Linked DNA regions of Homo sapiens: all the other regions are linked to region 2. The links are chromatin contacts, found by Hi-C in ENCODE. All regions are on one chromosome and are shown on one strand. Each heading gives the region's core, a stretch centred on a gene start or an enhancer-like site at or near the end of the contact. The rest is flanking DNA. Distances are from core to core; before and after follow the strand shown. Region 1 overlaps ST7 (suppression of tumorigenicity 7). Region 2 holds the start of LSM8 (LSM8 homolog, U6 small nuclear RNA associated). Region 3 holds the start of CAV1 (caveolin 1).

What was found. Hi-C counts contacts between places; a loop is a spot of excess contacts on that map. Pooled maps may share reads with other maps.
Region 1: a pooled map shows a loop between it and region 2 (6-fold over the local background). The contact joins the enhancer-like site here to the promoter of LSM8 in region 2. A Hi-C loop is called at or near these places in 8 of 50 pooled maps.
Region 3: a loop to region 2 is called in a map of CD8-positive, alpha-beta T cell, with 4 times the contacts of the local background. The contact joins the promoter of CAV1 here to the promoter of LSM8 in region 2. A Hi-C loop is called at or near these places in 1 of 168 maps with a recorded cell type or tissue (CD8-positive, alpha-beta T cell), 2 of 37 single-sample maps with no recorded cell type and 6 of 50 pooled maps.

The regions. Positions count from the first base shown.
Region 1 is chr7:117,109,460-117,112,588 of GRCh38, reverse strand. All of the region lies in intron 2 of ST7 (suppression of tumorigenicity 7), which reads right to left. ST7-AS2 (ST7 antisense RNA 2) reads left to right here. Exons shown (of 5, transcript NR_109981.1): 5 at 1-297. Among named protein-coding and RNA genes, the nearest start is that of ST7-AS2, 35 kb to the left of the region's middle. RefSeq lists enhancers at 1,742-1,961, 2,002-2,081. Within about 2 kb of position 1,813, at least 4 of the 41 ENCODE cell types and tissues checked have a DNase peak (open chromatin) inside an H3K27ac peak, as active enhancers do.
Region 2 is chr7:118,182,892-118,185,617 of GRCh38, reverse strand. It overlaps LSM8 (LSM8 homolog, U6 small nuclear RNA associated), which reads right to left and starts at 1,454. Exons shown (of 4, transcript NM_016200.5): 1 at 1,364-1,454. The coding sequence starts at 1,394. It overlaps LOC105375470 (a long non-coding RNA gene), which reads left to right and starts at 1,650. Exons shown (of 4, transcript XR_927904.3): 1 at 1,650-1,703.
Region 3 is chr7:116,523,682-116,526,701 of GRCh38, reverse strand. It overlaps CAV1 (caveolin 1), which reads right to left and starts at 1,666. Exons shown (of 3, transcript NM_001753.5): 1 at 1,610-1,666; 2 at 13-177. The coding sequence starts at 1,639. RefSeq lists silencers at 1-64, 295-684.

The sequences.
Region 1 (3,129 bases), core at 564-3,063, 1.1 Mb after region 2:
GAAAAAGGAATGAAAGGAGACATAGCAATCTTCAACTCCGCTCCTTTACTTTTGAATAAGAGGTGATGGAAGGCAAGGTCAGAGAGATCTGGGTTCAAATCTCATGATTTAACTGCTATATAACCTTGGCCAAATTATTTAAACTTTGTGTCTGTTTTTACTTAGCAATATAAAGACACTGGTCATACCCACCACTCAGAATTTCAATCAGAACTAAATGAAATAATATATGCAAAGTGCTTAATATAGTACACCTGGCATGGAGTGGTAACTCAATAAATAGATCTTTTGTTATAACTCATTCCTATTCAATCGTCATCTGCTACCACTTTCCCAAAAACACACTTCTTTTACATTTAATCCATGAATTAATTATTTTATTTACCATTCTGATTTTCTCCATTTCCTGTTCTTGATTCTGACTTCTAAAAATTATGCTCTGGATGCCTCTTAAAAATACCTCTGTTATATATATATATACACACACACACACATGCATATATATGTACATATATGTATATCTATATACATATACACAAATATACATATCCTGTATCCTATTAAAATGTGTATTGATCCCTATATCCAATGAAATACATACACACACATTTTAATAGGGATATAGGAATCTATGTATAAATGTCAATGCAACATACAGAATTGTATGCATTCTATCAACATTTTGAGATAATTAAGGGGAGCATTTTCTGCACATATCCACCTTACCACTCTCAAAAGCGAAGCAAAATCCAGAGATTTTCTCCACTATAATAAACACTCCCTGCAGAGGCTGGGCATGTCTTTGCTAGCAGATAAGACTAACTTGGCAGGTCTGGACTGTGATGACAGGTGCAGTTCTTGTGGATGGAACTGGACTGGGATGGGAAGGCTTGTGCCAAGCAGGCAGAGGGGTATCTTGAAATTAAGCAAGGGAAAAAGCTGGATGGATGGGTATAGGCATAGGAACTAAAAGGGAAGAGTGAGCTAGATGGTATAACAAAGTCATTGCTAGCTTTCACCTTGTGAACTAAGAAGTATTAGGGATATCTAATAAAATATACACCTGTTTATTTTTAAGTACATTGTATATCTGTTCAGTTAATTGACTTTTTCTTTACAGAGGAAACATCAGGGTTTTTCTTTGTTTTTAGCTCTCTCTTCCAAAGAAATCAAATTTAATTTGATAATTTTAGTCTCCAGCATAGAAATCCTGAGGCCCCCAAATAATCAATTTCCCCAGGGTCAGCCGTGTACTTTAAATGTCCATGGCAGGCTCCTAGGACATTGCTTAGGTGAGAGCAGTTAGGTAATTATCTCCCTGGGGCCAGGAAGCAAACTGCTAAGCATTTCCATGCACACAACTATTTTGCAGAGCACCTGATCCTTTACCTCAATGCTGCCTCTCCCTGAAATGCACTCAGCAGAAAAGGATAGTGGCTGAATAGAAACCTTACCCTGGGTTCATTTCGAGGCCTGGCAAAGCTGAGTCCCTAAAGGCTAGGCATGTCAACAAGCTCTAAAGCAGGAGCCTAAAGCTGTACACACTGTAGTTATTTAGCTCTCACTACAGACCAGCATTTTGAGAGAGACCTTTCAAAATGTTCCTACAGGAGAGGTTTTCCTTTGCTCAAAGTTTCCTATCAGTCGGAAGCATCCTCTGCTTCCTGAGAATGCTGCAAGACAAATGTACCATAAGATAGCCCAGCAATGATCATCCGGTTCAGCAGGGGCACAGAAAACCTCACCAGCCCAGATCTGCAAAGGCAGCCAGGCTCTAGGGAAATCCCTTTATTGCTGTTGGGGCTTCCCCATCTTTGAGTTAAAAAGGAAAACAACCATTAGGCCTAGCTCACCAGAGTGAAAGGAAACAACCCACACGGAGGTAATTAATTTATAGCCTGTGAATCTACACCACGCTACTGCTAGAATAAAGTCCAGACCTACCATTTGTACAGCAGGCTAGAAAAACAGCTGACCACAGAGGCAGTGAAATGAGTGACAGAGTGCAGGCTGCCTGCACAAGATGGCCTGGGTTCCAACCCTGCTCCTCCATTGCTAGCTGTGTGACTGAAGGCAGGTTACTAACTGGCCTATTCTACCTATTGAGCCTACCTGTAAGTAAAAAGGAAACAACCATTAGCAATGACCCTGTTGTACGGTGGGGAAGAGTAAATGAGTTAGCATGCAAAGTGCTTTAGATCAGTGCCTGGCATCATCTAAGTAGGTAACAGTCTTCAGTGACCCTCCTCTGAGAGGAGGAATGTATAAACAAAAGACAAAAGCCTACCTTTCAGCATCAGAGTGAATTACTGGTTTCAGTATGAAATTGTATCCAGAAAAGTTCTTTTTTTCTATTTGCTTACTTAAAAATATTTCCAAGATGTTTTGAATGAAAATGTTAAAATACTATTGTAAATGTAAATGATAATCATCAGAGGGAGACTTGTAATGCCTTCCCTTCTCCCTCCCACAAAACATATATGCTAAAAGATTGCCATGTTTGGGGCATATATTTAGTAAGAATTTACCAAGCATTTTCCCAGTCTGAAGTTGCCTCTATTTAGGAATATTAAGGTAGGTTTTTAATCATAAAGGGGTGCTGGATTTTGTCAAATGTTTTTTCTGCATCTATTGAAATGATCATGTGATTTTCATTTTTAATTCTGTTTATATGGTGTATCACATTTATTTACTTGCATATGTTAAACCATCCCTGCATCCCTGGTATGAAACCCACTTGTTCATGGTGAATTATCTTTTTGGACATGCTGTTGGATTCAGTTAGCTAATATTTTACTGAGAATTTTTGTATCTACGTTCATCAGAGATATTGATCTGTAGTTTTATTTTTTTGTTATATTGTTTCCTGGTTTGGGCATTAGGGTGATACTGGCTTCACAGAATAATTTAGGGAGGATTCCTTCTTTATTTTTTGGAATAGGGTCAATAGGATTGGTACCAATTCTTCTTTGAATGTCTGATAGAATTCAGCTGTGAGTCTATCTGGTCCTGGACTTTTTTTTGTTGGTAACTTTTTAATTACCATTTCAATCTGTTCAGACTTTCAATTTCTTCCTAGTTTAATTTAGGATGGTTGTATATTTCCAGGAATTCATCCATCTCTTCTAG
Region 2 (2,726 bases), core at 205-2,704:
TGCAAATTGAAAACAGACTCTGGCAAGGGAATGATTTGAATTTTTAGAATAAATATGACAACTAGGTATAAGTATTCAACACAGCCACTAAGTTCACTACATAAAAACGTTAAAAGTTTCTTAGACGCCAAGGCAGGAGGATCACTTGAGGTGAGACCAGCTTGGGCAACACAGCGATACCCCCATCTCTATTACCCTGGCCTGGTGACCTATAGTCCCAGCTACTCAGGAGGCAGAGGCAGAGGCAGGAGGATTGCTTGGGCTCAGGAGTTCAAGGTTGCATTGAGCCATGATCAAGCCACTGCACTCCAGCCTGGGCAACAGAGTGAGACCCTCGACTCAAAAAAAGAAAAAAAAAAAAAAACTTAAAAAAAGCTTCTGTTTTTGTCTTTGTGATAATTACATGATTAAAAAAGGGAAAAAATAGAAAAAGAAAACCTCTTTCTGTATGTGATCGGTGTATCTTATCTCAAAATATCCTGGATTTTTGACACTTTTCTACTAGGAAGGTTACCAATCTATTATTTCAGGCAGGATATTTCGTTTCTTAGGCCTGTTTATTTCTAAAATGAAAAGTGGATGAGTACTAAATTAATCGATGTTGGACGATTTTCCAGCATGTTAAAAAACTGTCTTCCAGGACAGGCTTCTGTAATTCAAAAGTAAAGAAACTATATAAGCAGTGTCACAGGGTACCAATAACGCATCATTAAAAGCATTCGGTATTTAATTTTTGTCACCCAGTTTGTACCTGAGCTTAACGTAGTGTTTTTGTCCTAAGACTTTAAAACGGTAACACTTGTAAAGTCTATTTTAAGACTTCCCATGGGGTTGTTACTTGCTCCTCACTATAATCCATTACAACAGCAACCATTTTTTTTCATTCTACCAACAAGTTGGGACTTCAAGTGGTAAAGGGACAGAAACAGTCTGTGAACCATCGTTAAACTTTTTGCTATCCTCGAACGAGCAAATTATGTGAATAAAACAAGTACAAAGATTTGCAAAACTGTTGTCGCCGCCAGGACGACTGTTCATCTTATTCACAAACTTTAACACTTATGCCATAGGGAAATAGTAAGTAAGAATCAAGAGCGTACATTTTTTTTAAGACAGAAAAGTTCGGAATAATCACACTGGGTTTTTATTTGGGTTTTGCAGGCAAAATGGAAAGGACCCCTGGGCCCGCAGCAGCGGGAAGGCTCGAGGCGCCGCCGGCGAACTCTGGGTCGTTCCGGGGCCCTCATCTCCTCGCCCGCCCCCAGGATCCCGCCGAGGCCAGGCCTCCCAACCTCCCACCGATCCCCGACCGCGGCCTCTCCGCGACCCCGGCTCACGCCCGCGGCGGCCAGCTTGAGGATACGGTTGATGTAGTTCTCCAAAGCGGACGTCATGCTGTTCGGCCCGGCGGTTCCGGGTAACGCAGCGGTGCCGACAGCAAGCAGAACTGAAAGGGCGCGCCAGAACCCGGCAGCGGATAGCGCCTGCGGGTCGCAGCAAATATCGTGAGAGTTGCTGCTCCGCAGCCCTGTGAGTCGGAAATTGGGACGAACTGGCCAACCAAACAGAAGCCGCACAGCGGTGACGAGAGAGTGCGCGTGCGCAGTGTGTTTTCTCTGTAATTCTGGGCCGTGTTCCGGAAGCCTCGTAAGACAAAAGCGAACGAGAGGCGGAAAAAAGGAAGACGCTTCCTGAAGTTGGGGGTATGAGACAGAAGTTGGGGGTATGAGACAGAAGTTGGGGGAGAGTGGGTTTCCAATCCGAGTAAAAGGCAGTGTGGTGGAAGTTAACAAGAGAAAATGTTGAGACGAGGTAGAGCAGGCAGGAATAAACGAAGTAAGGTGTTTTTATTAGGAGTGAAGGAGAGAGACGAGTGCTGTTGTGTGAAACGTAGGTGCGGGTAGTTGAATCCCTAGTTTTCTGCAGCAGAAGCCGAAAATAACGCTAAAAATAAGTTCAGTTGCCCGGGACAGAGTTGCGCACGTTATAACCACACGGTGTACGCCTCTTAAGAACTCAGCAGTGAAATACACTTTCGTATGTTCTGCTTTTGTCTCTAAAAGTGTTCCAAAATGGAGGTGTTTTTACTTTTTAAAGAAACTAAATGCAAATAGGCAAAGGTGTGTGACCATCCCTTAGAAAACGAATGTCCACGCTTCTGCCACGCCAGGATGGTCTACCTTTCTTCAGGGTGAAATTAGTAAGTAAAAGGCTGCTGCAGCACCGAGAAAGGACCGATGCAGGAAGGATGCAGGAAGGCACCAAACTTGGTTCTAATCTTGGCTCTGCTAACAAATTGGTGTCATTGCACAGGTCACTTCAATTCTTCTGGGCCTCAGTTTCGTTAGATAGTCCCATAGGTATCATTTCAGATATTTCCCAATGCGATACTGTTCCCACTTCATTTACTGTTGCCCTAACTTGAGAGAGCTTGAAGTTAGAAAGAGATTTATACACAAAACACCAGCAGGAGCGATTTCCCTTTTTTGCAAAATATCTTTATAATTTCAGTTAAACATGTATTTTCTTAAGATTTGTGGCTTTGTAATAACTCTTGCAATGTCAGCAGTTTTCCTCGGAAAAGGAAGCATTTCTTAATTAGAGCATACCCACAAGATACTCCCAAATAGTTAATATTTTATATTCTGGAACTTATTCCTATCTGTTTGAAATCAAATGTAGTCAGGAATTAGATTGTGAATGTCTCATATTCTCAGGGTAACAAA
Region 3 (3,020 bases), core at 417-2,916, 1.7 Mb after region 2:
GCCTTGGCTTACCTTGACCACGTCATCGTTGAGGTGTTTAGGGTCGCGGTTGACCAGGTCGATCTCCTTGGTGTGCGCGTCGTACACTTGCTTCTCGCTCAGCTCGTCTGCCATGGCCTTGTTGTTGGGCTTGTAGATGTTGCCCTGTTCCCGGATGGGAACGGTGTAGAGATGTCCCTGCAGAGGGCGGAGGGCGGACGGCCAGGACGGGGAGGGCGGCAACGGCGGTGGGAGGAAAAATGCAAAAAGAAAAACAAGCGATGAGAAGTCAGCCTGGCGGCGGGGGAAACCTCGAGCTCGAAATCGAACTAACCGCTCCGACAGCTACGGCTCCGTGCACAGAAACCGCCTGCGCGTAGCCAGCTTTTTAAGAGGATCTCGCAGAGGACACCACACCCCTCTGTACTCTGCAGGGCGCGCCTGCCTCCCCCGCCCGCCGCCAGGGGTCAGGGCAGGCCCCGCCGCGCGGTCCGAAGGCCCCCGCCCGCGCACGCCCCGGCTCAGCACGCAGGACCCGCAGGACCCGCAGGACCTCGGCGGCGAGGGGGCAGCCGCAGGCTTCTCCCGGACTCCCTAAGCCGAGTCGCTCTCGCCCTGAGCGCTTCACCTGTTTCGCGTTCCCGTCCCCGGTCCCTATTACCCCTGCCCCGGTAATCCCTTCCAGCTTTATCTAAGATCCAACAGCAGCCGCCCGACCCGTGGAATGTTCCCTTTATCGCTGCTTCTTGGCCGCATCCCCCTCGCACCTGCCCGCGCCCCCCACCCTGCCTCGGCCCTCTCTTGTCCCTCCACGGCTCTCCCTGCTCAATCCGCCGTGATGATCACAATCCCGAAAGTCCCCATTTTTGGCGGAGCCAGGCACCAGACCCCCTAAATGTCCTAGAACTCAGTCTCACCTGCGCAGCTCCCCCGACCCACCCTCAGGGCACTCCCAGGCTGCGGGCGGGTGGCTGAAGGGCAGCTACGTGTTGGAAGACGAGGTTTCCACACCCGGGCAGAGCTCCAGCGCGTGGAGGGCGTTGGAAGTGATGGTGGCAGTTTGGGGAGGGGAGGTCTACCTCTCTCGGAACACCCCTGCCAGACGCCAAGATGCAGAAGGAGTTCTTGAGATGGTTCAAGAACTTTGGAAAGTGCAAACACACCGCGCGCCGCCTGCGGGACCTGCCGGTCTGGGCGCCTGGCGGAGAGTCCCGGGGACTGTCCCCAGGACTCGGGTAAATAACACCTCCACCCTGCACTCCACCTCTTCGAACCCCCAGCAGGCAGGGCCGGACCGCGGGGGTCCCGCGACAAGGGAGCATCCTAGACCCATCCAGAAAACGCGTCCTGGGCCCAACAGACCCAATCTCAGGACCCCAATCCCCTTTTCCGTGTCCTCCTAGCTCAGGGGCTCCCTAGGCCCCCTCTCCATTAGGAAAACATAAAACATTCCTGGCTTCTCTTCACCTCCCCGCCCAGGCCCATTCCTCAGCGGTGCCAACGCCAGAGGAGTGCTCCGAAGTGGAGAGAGGGCTGGGGCCAGGGCAGCAGTCGGGATATTTGGAGAGGCAGATAGCAGAAGCGGACACTCCCCGCACGCCCGAGCCGGCGCCCCCCCACGGATGCCTACCTCCGAGTCTACGTATTTGCCCCCAGACATGCTGGCCCGTGGCTGGATGAAAACTGTGAGGAGGTTTCCCTGGGCTGTGCTTTAAGGGAACTGAGGAAGGAAGATCTTGTATTGTATGGGGGGAAAAAAAGGCGCTGGAGGGGGGCGGTGGCTGGGAGGGAGCCTCCTGGCCGCCCGCCAAAGGTTTGTTCTGCTCGCGGTTGGCCCGGACGTGTGCTGCGCCGGGTCTAGGCACATCCCCAAGGTTCTGGCAGCAGAGGGCGGGGAGCGCCCGCAGCGAGCAGAGAGCGAGTGAGAACGTTTCTCCCGCGCTGGGGTGCTTGGGCAGATTATTTTAAACCTGAGGCAACATTTTCCCTGCTCTGAACCACCGAGAGGCGTCCCGGGGAGAGCGAATGTTTTCGCAGTGCATCATCTCAGCAGGGGTGGAGGGAGCCGACGCGCCTGCAGAGATGCCCAGTATGGGCAACCAAGGCGGCAGAAACAATCCACAATCCTGCCCTGTCCTAAGCCGTCCCTTCCCACCTCCCCCACCCCCCGCCCATCGCCCAAGTTCCATCTCTGCCTTAAAACACATGTGTCTCCCTGTTTCACAGAGGGAGGGATGAAAGACGGCTAGGAACCTTTAGGTACATTTCACATCTAAACTTTGTGGATCCCTTATGGAAGGAATCTGTGTGGGTGCCTGTGGTGTACTTTTGGTGACACTCGTTTACATCTAGTCGGTGTGGATGGAAACTTAAGCAGGCATGCAGAATTTAACATTTCCCATCCGTTTCTGAAATGTCTCCCAAACGCTTCGAAATAAGAAATGAAGATCTTTAACTTTTCTATAATTTTATTACCGATATTTTCTGGAACAATGGAATTTTATGCCAACAGGTTATGCCATATTTGCAAAATACACAAAATGTTTATAATTGTAGAATTATTTAAAGCTTCAAGTTTATTACCAGAGAAGATTTTTTTTTAATGTGCTTGGCTGTGAGGAAAGATTTGACTTTTCTAATTGACTAGACTTAAAAAAAATGTGATAGCGATTAAAGTATTTTGTCTGTTCCTGAATCTGGGGCTTCTGTCTTTACTTTATTGTAAAGAAGCACAAAATGAATTAAATAGTAATCAGTCATTTTACTCTTGAGCTGTAATTAATCAGGAAACTCATTATCCAAAAATGAAAGGACATGTTACTTATGCTTCCATATGCAGTCAAAAGTCAAAGTATCACTTGAAATTATTTTAAAAAAAAAGCTGGAGTACACTTGAAGGGGCACAGGTTAAAATTAAAATGGAGAGGGGAATGTGGGTTGGGAGTAAGAGGGAGGAGAAAGGGAAATGGATGGAATGCTGAAAGAGTTGATTATTTAGTTAGAGAGAAGACACAAAAGTATAAAAGAACTATAAAGGACAG